Linked DNA regions of Homo sapiens: region 1 is linked to region 2. A link is a contact called in ENCODE Hi-C or POLR2A ChIA-PET data. All regions are on one chromosome and are shown on one strand. Each heading gives the region's core, a stretch centred on a gene start or an enhancer-like site at or near the end of the contact. The rest is flanking DNA. Distances are from core to core; before and after follow the strand shown.

Region 1 (5,596 bases), core at 853-3,352, 52 kb after region 2:
CCGCTCTCCGAGGCACCTTGCAGGGGGTGGGATGGCAGTGGGGAGCCTCTCACAACAGGAACTGGGGTCCCAGATGCTGCCCGGAGCCTGGAACTGCGAGTGGCCGTGGCGGTGGCTGTGCTGCTCTTATACGGGACACCCCGGCACCCGAAGGTCGAGCAGGGACCCAGCCCCTGCCACAGCACCTGCCAAGCATCTGGGTGACACTGTGGTCGGGTGGGGCGGGGGGCTTAAGTCAGGTGAATTTGTCAGCTCGGGCAGCTGTGACAAAGTTGCACAGACCCTGGTGGCTTCAACTGCAGGAACTGATTCTCCTGGAAGCCCGAGATCCAAGGGCTGGCTCTTCCGAGGCCCCGCTTCCCGCTCTTGCACACCGTCTTCCTGAGGCGCCCTCACATGGCCATCCCTCGGGGCGTGTCTGTCCCAATCTCCTCTTCTTACAAGGACGCCAGTCATATTGGATCAGGGCCACCCTGTCTTACCTTGACAACCTTTACCTGTCTCCAAACACAGTAGCACACTGGGGCCCTGGGTGCTAGGGCTTCAGCTTGTGAATCTGAGGGCCTTTGTCTGCCCAGGCACTGCCTCCAATAGAACCTTTGGTCCTGCAGGCCGGCAGGTGCCTCTGCCTCCATGCAGCCTGGCCTTAGCCCTGCCTTCATTCCACCTCCCCTCTGGGACTAGGGATGGTGCTGGGAGGCCAGACAGGCTTTGGGGAAGTTACCTGACCTCTCTGAGCCACGAGGTCTTCATTTACAGGATGTGGCTGTGTGTCTCACTGTGACTCTGGGGAGGGACAAGGCTTAGTCAGTGCCTGCCCGGACGCCCACACCCAGCACACAGTAGGTGCTCAGAAAACGCAGCCCAGATTGTTGGAGGCAGAGGGACCCAGGGGCCCCTGGAACAAAGCCCTCGTTGAGCTGGTAGAGACCAAGGCCAGAGAGCCCTAGGCACCTCCCCCGTCTCCCAAGGCCTCTGGGGACCCCCTTTCCACCGAGACCCCTCTGCCCCTGCCCCTCCGGTGACTCGGTGGTTCCCACGTCAGTGACAGCAGGGCCCCTCCCGCCCAGGACAAGCACCACCGCAGGCTGGGGCTGCCTTTCCCTCCTCCGTCTCCCCTCTGCCCACTCGGATCCCACCAGCCTCCTCCAAGGGCCTGTCTGGCCTGCCCAGTCTGCGGGACTCCAGCCATGGTGACGATTCCCCACCATCTCTTGGGAAGGACTGGAGTCATGGTTCAGCTCCAACTGGGGGAGTGCTCCGGTTGCCAGCGGCCAGAGGACCCCGGGGTTGGGGCTGATCCTCGTCAGTCACCCCATCACCAGCTGAAGACCCCCAGCGCCTCCCATGCCCCCTGAGGTGAGGGGGCTGCCTGGAGCATGTGCCCCTGGGGTGACTCGTCCAGGCTACCAGAGAGGCTGCCCAGGAGCACCCGTGTGAGGGGCTGGCCTGGCTCCCATCGTCAGGCACGTGAGGCTGCATGGGGGCTGCATGGGACTTCGCGCCCTTGTCCCCAGGTAGAAGAAGGGGGCGCAGATACCCCCCAGGATGGTCACAGACCCTCCCCATCCCCCTCCAGGGCCAGGGCCAGGTGGTTCGCAGGCTGAGCCTGGGCTCCTGGATCTTGGAGACAGAGGAGACAAAGGAAGAGGTCTCCAGCCATCTGGGCCATTGGTGCACTTGGGGCCTGAGGTTTCTCCAGCCCGTCGGGATTGACCCCTGCTGTCCGAGTAGCCTGGGGTGTGGGCCCCCACCCTGTCCATCTCATATGTGTCCCCCCGGCTCCCCACCAGAGGGGATGAGTGTGTGGAAGGATGTCGGGGGGCTGCTTTGCTTTCTCAGGTCAAAGAAACATTGCCCTTGCCTTTCTGGAGCCCAGAGAAGTGGGTTCTCCAGGATCCAGCCCACGGAACATTCCAGAACCTGGTGGGGGGGGCCTCACCCCTCCCCTACCTCCCCATGGGGGTGATTTCCTCTGCTCGGCCACTCCCAGGCTCACCTCCAGAAGGTCCAGTTGCTGGACCAGGCAGGTCACAGGCCGAGCTCTGCTTCCAGCTGTCCAAACACACAGTGCCTGCAGGGCGACCTGGGGGTGATGGGGGTGTGGGATTGGGGGCTGGGGGCACAGGCCTGAGGGAGGGCCTTGCCCACTTCCCTGCAGGAGCCTCGGCCAGCCCTGCCTGTCTCTGATCTGTTGCCTCTTTGGGTTTAGGAAGTGCCAAAGAGGGCCATTATGGGGAGACCCTCAGGACTGCAGGGGGAGGGGCTGAGAGCCGTGCAGGAGATGTGGGCCGCCCACGGGGTGTGGCGGAGTGGGGAGGACAGGGCCCTTGGAGTTCGATGGCACTGGTGTGGGGACTGGCAGGCCCCAGGTCTGGGACCAGCACCCACACAGGAGACGCGAGCCCCAAACGGTATGGCGGGAAGTGGTGGGGCCCGTGTGCTGGGAACAGGTTCGTGCCTCCTGCAAGCTGTGCCGCCACGCTGGGCCAGGCTACTGAGTCGAGCAGCATCGGGTGGGCCTGGCCCTCAGGGGCTTTGCAGGGCCTGGGGCTGGTTGGAGCTGAAGGAGGCGGCCCCTCCAGACCAGGTGCCCTCCGGTGAGTGTCTCTGTCCTGTCCTCTCCCCTGTGAGTTGGAGAGAATGGCGGCACCCTGAGCCGCTGCAAAATGAAAGAGATCGTGGGTGAGAAGAGGCTCCTTGCTGGGGGCAGCTCTGTAGGCTCCTCTACTTGGGGCGATCGGGAGGCTCTGGAAAGAGCAGGCATCTGAGCTTGGCCGGAAGGCCTGGCCCCGGCGGCTGCTGCCCCTGGGACTCCCACATGAAGAGGCTGGGCAGGGGCGTGCCTGGAGGCCTCCCAGGCAGGTGCAGAGAGCGGCTGGCAGAGAGCTAGTGTGGAAACTGCCTTCCAGGGCAGTAAACTCCCCAGCAGCCAAAACCAGAAGGACATGAGAGGGCCCTAGGTGGGGCTGTCAGCCGGGCACCCACACCAGCCACAGCCAGCCTAGGAGAAGCTAGGGAAGAGGTGGGCTTGCCGAGGTGTATGGAAGAGGGTTTGGGCTGAAGGAGAGGTCATTCTTTTAAAGGAAAAGGCGACACAAACTCAGAGTCACTGTCAGCACGTGGTGTCTGGCCTGCTGTCACCTGGGGGAAAGGCACAGGTGCTGGGAAGTCCTGCCCGGCCGCTCTGCCTGTGTGAGAACCACCTGGGGGAGGCCTGGGGGGCCACCAGCCCCAGCGGGGATCTCCAGCCAGCCCAGCCCTGTTTTTTCCTCTCCTCCCACCTCCGCACTGGCCAATTTTCCTCTGTAGTGCAGGCATTACTTGCTGTTTTGTGAAGCACGTGCTGAACCCAGCGCAGGCCTGTGGCAGGTGCTGCCAGCCAAGACCTGCCTCGACGAAGGCCCCACACCAGGCACTTCTGCCGGGTGCGGCCCCTCGAGGCGCAGGAGCTGGTGGTGCAGGCAGCATGGAGGCCGGTTCCCGGGGCACAGCTCTCCTTGGAACTAAGTGAGACCTAAGTCCCACGTGGACGGGACCCTGGCCATCCCCCTGCACCCCTGCGTGGCCGTGGCCAGTCTCCGTGGGCGCCCACTGCTCCGTAAGCACCTGCCATCTTTCACTTCCTTATCCTGTGAGGGAAGTGGTGAAGAAGCCGAGGCTGCTGGCTGGGTCACACCACCAGCAAGTGGCAGAACCCCACCCAAGTCACACCGGCCCCGAGGCCAGGCTCTGAGCCACAGCCCAACAGCCGCAGCTGGGCCAGGACATGCCGGCTCTGGACGCAGGAGCACGGGGCAGTCTGGGCAGTGGAGACTCAGCCTGGGCGCCAGGACACTGCAGCCCCCACCTCAGATGTCCCCTGGGGCCAAGGAGGGAGTGTGAGGGAGGCGGGTCCCAGGAGAGGAGGCGGAGGCCTGGGGTGCCTGAGGTCCTTGGCCTGCCCCTGCTCTCCCGGCTGCCACTTTCCTGCGGGAACAGCTTCCTGGCTTTCTGGCTGACGGCACGTTGGGAGCAAAGGTGGGGAGGCCAGGAGACCAGAGCCCTCGCTGGCACACATACGCTGTCCGGGTGGAGATGAGCACACCTTCCACCTAGAGAGGCATGTGAGTTGGGCCAAGCAATGGGCAAACATTTATGGAGCGCCTAATGTATGCCAAATCCAGTGGGGGGAGACAGGGAAGAACTGGATGCACCAACTGTCCTCAAATAGCCAGAAAAGGGCATCAGTAGGGGGTGCCCCATTGCCCAGGGAGGCCGAGACCCCTTCTGGGTGAGGCAGTCCAGGAGGACTTCCTGAAGGAGGAGGAGGAAGAGGGGGAGGAGCCTTAGGGACCCTTGGAGGCTAGGCACCTCTCTGGATCTCATTTTCTCTGAGGTAGGGAGAAGAGGCCAGTCCTGCCACGGGAGGAAGAGGGGGAGGAATTTTAGGGACCCTTGGAGGCTAGGCATGTCTCTGGGTCTCAGTTTCTCTGAGCTAGGGAGAAGACGCCAGTCCTGCCACGTGGGTTTGGTTGGGTTCTTTTCACCAGAAACAGATGAGCTTATGGCCAGGAAGCACTGGAGCCCCCGTGTGCATTTCCCCACTTTCCAGATGGGTGTAAGCGTCATGTCCCTGTGTTCACTGGTGAGGCCGGTGGTCTGGGGACTGAGCCCTGGCAGGCACAGGGAGCCGCCTTGCACTACTGGCACCCCCAGAGGAGGCTGCGGTGCTTGGCCCCGACCCACAGAGCCCAGCTGCTTCAGTGACTTGTGACCACAGAGCAGTCAGAGGCCGGCACCTGACCAGGGCCTGGGCCAGCGGCGCTCACCGTCCAGAGGTTGCGCACAGAGTGGAGAGGAAGCCGGGCCGGGAACTCTGTGGTGCACCGCGGTTGTTTGTGTTGACCCAGGAACTTGTGCAACGAACTGGGGCCCGGAAGGCTGGCTGCCCATGGCCACACGCAAGGGGCAGGCCGAGGGGCCACCCAGGAGGCTGCCCAAGAGCCAGGGTGGCCTGGGCCAGTCCCACCAGGTCGAACCCACCCAGCTGGGGTCACAGTCCAAGAACAGTGAAAACTGAACATCTCTCCTGGCCCCGCAGGACCCTCCCCAGTCTCTGCCCCTGCATGGTGAGGGAAGAAGAGAGGCAGGAGGCCCGTGTCTCCCGGAGTGACGGCCTTGCAGAGGACAGCCTGGAGTGTGCAGGGGAGAGGAAGTGGGGAGGGGGCTGCAGACCCTCCCTCAGGACTCCCGGGCCTCCGCCAGGCTGACCTGGGGTTGGGGGTGCCGCTTGGACCGTGTCTGTCTCAGCTCCCCTGACAGAGCTCGGGCCACAGACCCCAAAGGCCCAGCCAGGCCAGTTATTGGGCCCCTGCCAGACCCAGGCCGGAGGCCGGAGAGGGGTGTGGGGCATTTCCAGCCCCCCACAACCAGCGCCTGCTATCTGGAGTGGCCTGGTCCCACCCGAGATAGTCGCCCACAGCAGAGATGGACGCTGAGACCTGAGTGCAGGGCCGGCTTGGGCTGGAGAGCCGCTCCATGTCTGCCCAGGGCACCTGGAGGGGACGCCCGGGGGCTCCACACAGCTCGGCAGAGCCTGGCAGCCTGGGCAGCC
Region 2 (5,253 bases), core at 1,785-4,284:
TGATGGAACCAAGTGGACAGGAGACTAACCCAAGATGCTCTGTGCTCCAAAAGTCACTGAGTCTCTTGAGAACAGCCTTTGACCCAGTGGTGGGGAGGCCCCGTGGCCTGGTCGTGGCCGTGGTCAGATCACCGTGGCCGGGGTGAGTGAGGACGTGTGCTGGACGGTAGCCTTGTTTTCTCTGGACAGTGCTGGAGCTCATCTGGGACTCCACCACCACCCAGTGCTTGCCCGCGACCAGTGGCTCCTGTGAGGAGGGGACCCCGTGGCCCGTGGCTCCCGTGCTCCTGCGTGGACCGCATGCCCTCAGTTCTGGCTTCTCCTGGCCGCCTCGAGTCCCACAGCCGAGAGGGAAGACTCCCGAGAGAGCTCCACCCAGAGGCGCTACTGAGGGCCCACGCTGGCCGCGTGCGACCAAACCCTCCTGAATTGTTCACCTTAGAGCCAGTGTGTGTAGCTCATCTTAATCATTGAGTTTGCATTTGTTTTAGAGTGAAAATATGATTTGCCCCAGGTGAGGCCCAGCTCCGGAATGAATGTGCTGTGCTTTATGCCCAGGACTTGGGCTCTCCCTGGGGTCCAACGGTTGCCCCTGTTGCATCCTCCTCACCCCAGCTTTCCCCCCAAGGCAGGAAGGGACACTGAGGCGGCAGGTCTGGGATGGGCATTAGGACTCGCTTCCTGCCCTGCAGGGCTCCAGAATCACTGGGGAAGCCCGAGGAGAGCTCAGGAGTTGAAATTCAGCCCGTGGAACCGGGATCCTTGATCCTCATATCCACCTGGTCTCTGCCTGAAGCTGGGTGACCTCAGGCAGGTGACACTTCCGCTCTGCACCTTGGGTGCCCTTCTGTGGAATGGACTCACTTTTGGCACCTGTGAGGGGATGAGGTGGGCTCAGTGGGCACTTGGTGCTTGGCCCTGGGCCTGGCTTGTGGTCAGCACTTTCAGTGGACAGCTGTGGTTTGGGGACCCACTGTTCCCCTAACCATCTGCCCACGTGTTTGGACTTCTGGGCCCAGGCTGCCTGGAACAGGGGGGCCTAGGACCTGTGCAGACCCTATCTTCCAGGGGAGTTGCCGACCTGGGGGACATGAGCCATCTTTGCCACACCGTGGGAAGGGATTACCAGGGAGGGAGCCCACATCAGGGTCAGGGAGCCCAAAGAGGGACAGACACAAAGTCCAGGCAGCATTGCCGGAGCCCTGGATCCAGCCACGCCAGGAGCTGCTGTGATTCTGCAAGCGTTCACTGCTTACAAGGCAACTGAACAGTCATCTTCCCCTTTTGACCTCCAGCGACCACCCCTCAAGATCACTGGGAAACTGAGGCCTGAGAGGGAAGGACAGCATTGAAGGTTGTCCAGGAGGTTAGAGCAGACGGGAGGAGAGCCCCGGCCTCCAGGTCTCCTTCCCACGGGAGCCCGCTGGCTGGGTGTGTGGGCCGCCTGCCTGAGCCGCTGCTGTGGGAACCACCCGCTTCCTGAGCTCCCCTGAGCCCCCGCCCGCTGCCAAGCCAGCCTGGGAAAGCCCCTGTGGCGGTGAGCTCGGGGCTCAGAGCAGACCCTTGACCCAAAGCCTGTCACAGCAGACGCCGCATCCTCCCCTTTCCTCCCAGCCCGCGTGGCTAGGCTGGGGTCTGCCCTGCTAGCGGCCTCTGGCCTGGAGCCTTCTCCTGCCTAGGCCCAGCAGTGGGCCCCCCACCAGCATGGACCCTTCTGTAGTCCCTGCGCCCACCTCCTCAGTCCAGAGCCAGCTGGGGCAGGCTGGCCGCACAGCACATTGAGGAGAGGCTGTTGGCTCTATCGGGAAATGGCGACCCGATGTCCTCCCACATGCTGAGCTGCACCCACCCTGCCAGCAGGTGCTTCGGGAGACTCAGAGGTTCCTGGTGGGGTCAGAGGCACCTAGGACCCCAGGGCCAGGCCCTCGTTTCTGTTTACTCCTGGAAGAAGAGAGTTCTTGTCCTCCCTGGCAGGAGCTGGGCTTCAACAAGTCCCCTGAGGGCCCCTGGACCCTGGCAGTCCCTGCGCTGAGCCAGGAGCCGCTGCGGACCAACCAGACCAGGGTCTGACACCTGCCGGGCTGAGTCTGGTTTCTGTTTCTCAGGTCACAGAGGGGTTTGGTGGCTGGCGTGGGGGCCATGGAGCTGGGTTCTCAGGCGACTCTGCTGCGTCCACACTGTTCCCTCAGTCAGCTCCATGTTCTCACCTGTACAGTGGGGCTATGGTGAGACACGCAGCGGGTGGCTGATCAGGTGCGCTCAGCATGAGGCCAGCAGGCAAGACCCCTGCCCAGAAAGCTGTGGGGCCACCTGCCCACCCGACAGGGCCTGGACCATGCCCTCCATGCGAGAGCGAACTGCCCAAAGCAGCTGCCCCGGGACAAATCTCCCCCTCCCTGGCCCCGTCATACCCCAGGCCCTGGGATTTCCAGAGGCCCACGGGCTTGTGGCTCAGAGCTTGGGAAGTGCTCAAGGGGAGGGGCCCAGGACTAGGCAGAAGGGCAGGATTGGGGACAGGGCCGTGGGACTCCTATAGTGACCGCAGGGAGGAGCAGCCCAGGTCACAGCAGAAGGGGCTGAGGAGGGGGGTTGTTGCACGCTGAGGGTGGGTGTGAACCTGACCAGGAGGCAGCTGCCAGCCTCACCTGGGAGGGGCGCCCTGCAGCCACGCCTGGCAGGAGGTCCCTGGAGCCTGCCCGCAGCCTCCTGCCTTGCCCCAGAGGCTGCATTGTCTCCCGCTGGAGAGGCAGGGAGGGCTTCCAGGAAGGGGCACAGCGGGCAGCACCCCAGGCCTGGAGCTAATGCGCTGGCTGCATGAAGGAGCCGGCCCCGACCAGCCCAGCTGCCTGCAGGCCGGGACCTGGGGGCCGAGGCCCAAAATGGAATCTGACAGCTAAGCCCAGCTCAACCAGGTCAGGGCCCACCTCTGGGGTGCAGTAAACAGGAAAGTCCACAGGGGACCAGAGGCTGCCACGAGAAAGGAAAGGGCTGGGCCAGAGGGTTTCACAAGATGTTTCAGATCAGCAGGAAATGGTGACTTCTCACTGTCTGACTCCACTGGCCTTATTGAGCCAGCACTGCGGCCAGCAACCGCGCTGGGTGTGTCTGTGAATTTCAAGGGAGCCCACACGTGGGCGGCAGTCGCCCCGCTGGACTCCCAAGAGGAAGCCCCAGCTCCCAGCCTCACCTCTCACCCCGTCCTAGTGAGGCCCTTCTGCGTGTGCGGTGATTCTGGACCTGCCCAGGCTCCCGGCTGGAGCTGGGCATGAGAAACTGAGGCCCAGCAGGGTCTGGGCTGACCCAAGGGTCCCCGCCTCCCATTGATGGGGCCCCACAAAGAAGCCCCAGGTGTCTCGGCAGGTCCCTGGCCCTTCTGAATCATTCCCCAAAATGTAAAGCTGGCTTTGTGCATCTTCTAGCGTGAGAACTGTTTGAAATTGGGTGGGCCAGGCAGTGTGAGGCCCCGCAAGCGCAGTCCTGGGTTGGGTCAGCCATGCAGCGTGAGGCCCTGCAAGCGGAGTCCTGGGTGGACAGAGCACCGCACTCCCGGCATCTGTGCACGGCCATGCAGGCCCAGCTCCTTTCCGGAGAAGGTCCCGGCTCTGTAGAGGGGTCCTCGCTCTGTTCCAGATGGAGTCCAGATTCCTTCTGACGACCGTGTGTCCTAAGAGGCATAAAATGCTCGCATTTTTGACCTAGTGATTCTCCTTCTGGGAGTTTATCCCGAGGAAATAGCACGAAGCCAGAAAACCTTCCGTGGGAGACGCCCCCGCCCGCGTTATTTATAACCGGGAGAAGCTGGAGCCGGCCCAGATGCAGGGGAGGCCCGGCTGGGAAAACCATCCCGTCTGTCTAATTGAATGATGTGCAGTTGTTAAAAGCAATGCCTGTGGAAAGTTCTAACAACGTGGGAAACACTCATTATGGGATGGGAGGTAGAGACGTGGATGTGTCGGCCGCCAAGGACTCTCAGCCGGCAAAGCAGACCAGGGCTGTGAATTCGAGACCTGCGCGTGTGGGAGGGAGGAGGTGCCCCATGGCCACCCCGGCCGTCCTGCAGGGGAAGAGGTGGTATGGGTTCTGCCAGGTTCCGCCCCGGTCCTGGCCACATGGTGATCTATGGGGGACCCTCTTACCAAAATGAATATGATTTATGGGACTCTATCTTCACCCCAACTCAGAGACTTTCCCCATGAGGCCGCAGGGGTCAGGATTCCAAGGTCTGTCTCTGAGTTTCTGAGTGGGCGGGGTGAGTAGGTGGCAGGGGAGGAGCCAGTTCCCACTGGGGCCAGCAGACCCCCTCCCTAATGGGCAGAGAGTCCCCTTGGGGCCTGCTCCAGCTGTCCTGGGAATGGTTTCCAGGCCCCAGGCCTTTGGGATGCAGCAATGACACCGGCTGTGGGGGTCGCAGCCCCAAAGGGGAGGGAAGAGTCAGTGGCTCCTGGGGAGTCCCGCAGATGCTCCCTCCACATTCCCCGAACCTCCGTCCCTCTCCAATCTATGTGGCTCACCCTTCCCACCCGCTCGGCTGCTGCGAGCCCGCGAGGCCCTTGAGGCCAGGCACAGGGCTGGACGTGGCAGGTGCCCATGAACAAGGAGGGATGAAGACTGAGGCAGGATGGGGCGGGTTGTCAGGGGTCTGATCAGGGGAGGGTGGAACCCCTCCACCAACACCGTGTGCTGACACTGGAGTGAGGCCTAGGCCTCTGGATGGGGAAGGTGGGGGACAAGGACCTGAGCCCCCAAGGGCCAGCGGGTCCCAAGGAGCACAGAGCCCTGGGGTGGGGACAAGGGACCCCTGCCTTCGGCTGAGTCCCTGGACCCCGACCCCGGAAGCACCAGGCCTGGGGCGCAGCCACCTCTGGCCAGCAGCGGCCGGGTCTGCCAGGCCAGAAGGCAACTCAGGACTCAGTGCGGCCGGCACTCTGCCCTCCCCCTAACCAGGGCGGGCCGAGGAGAGGCCTTCGCACCCCAGGTGCACAGGTGGTCCCCGGTGGGCTCTCACGGCAGCAAGGGGTAACAGCAAACGACTGGGCAGCCGAGGGCTCTGCTTCTCTTTTGTCTGACTCGTCATCACAACAGCCCTGTGAGGTGGGTCCACGTTAAAGACCGGGTGAGGAAAAGGCAGAGGCCGGTGGGGCCCAGACCACTCCAGCAGCCACTCAGGCCCCAAGGAGGTCCCGGGACTCCAGGGAGATCTCCTGGGGAGAGGATCTGAGCCTCTGCCAGACCCCAAAGCTGGCGAGCCACGGG

Evidence for each region. A loop is a pair of places that touch in the nucleus more often than their neighbours do. ChIA-PET counts read pairs that join two places held with the same protein, here RNA polymerase II (POLR2A). Pooled maps may share reads with other maps.
Region 1: a map of CD14-positive monocyte shows a loop between it and region 2 (3-fold over the local background). The contact joins the promoter of LINC01451 here to the enhancer-like site in region 2. A Hi-C loop is called at or near these places in 18 of 168 maps with a recorded cell type or tissue (CD14-positive monocyte, HepG2, PC-9 and 13 more), 12 of 37 single-sample maps with no recorded cell type and 15 of 50 pooled maps. POLR2A ChIA-PET finds 5 or more read pairs at or near these places in 11 of 52 experiments (B cell, GM10248, H1 and 6 more).

The regions. Positions count from the first base shown.
Region 1 is chr9:136,615,079-136,620,674 of GRCh38, forward strand. LINC01451 (long intergenic non-protein coding RNA 1451) reads right to left here and starts at 2,103. Exons shown (of 3, transcript NR_135288.1): 1 at 1-2,103. RefSeq lists a silencer at 239-533.
Region 2 is chr9:136,561,762-136,567,014 of GRCh38, forward strand. No RefSeq gene overlaps it. Among named protein-coding and RNA genes, the nearest start is that of NALT1, 17 kb to the left of the region's middle. RefSeq lists enhancers at 1,853-2,713, 2,714-3,575. Within about 2 kb of position 3,035, at least 23 of the 41 ENCODE cell types and tissues checked have a DNase peak (open chromatin) inside an H3K27ac peak, as active enhancers do; they include CD14-positive monocyte, PC-9, heart left ventricle and 6 more, where a contact is called at or near this core.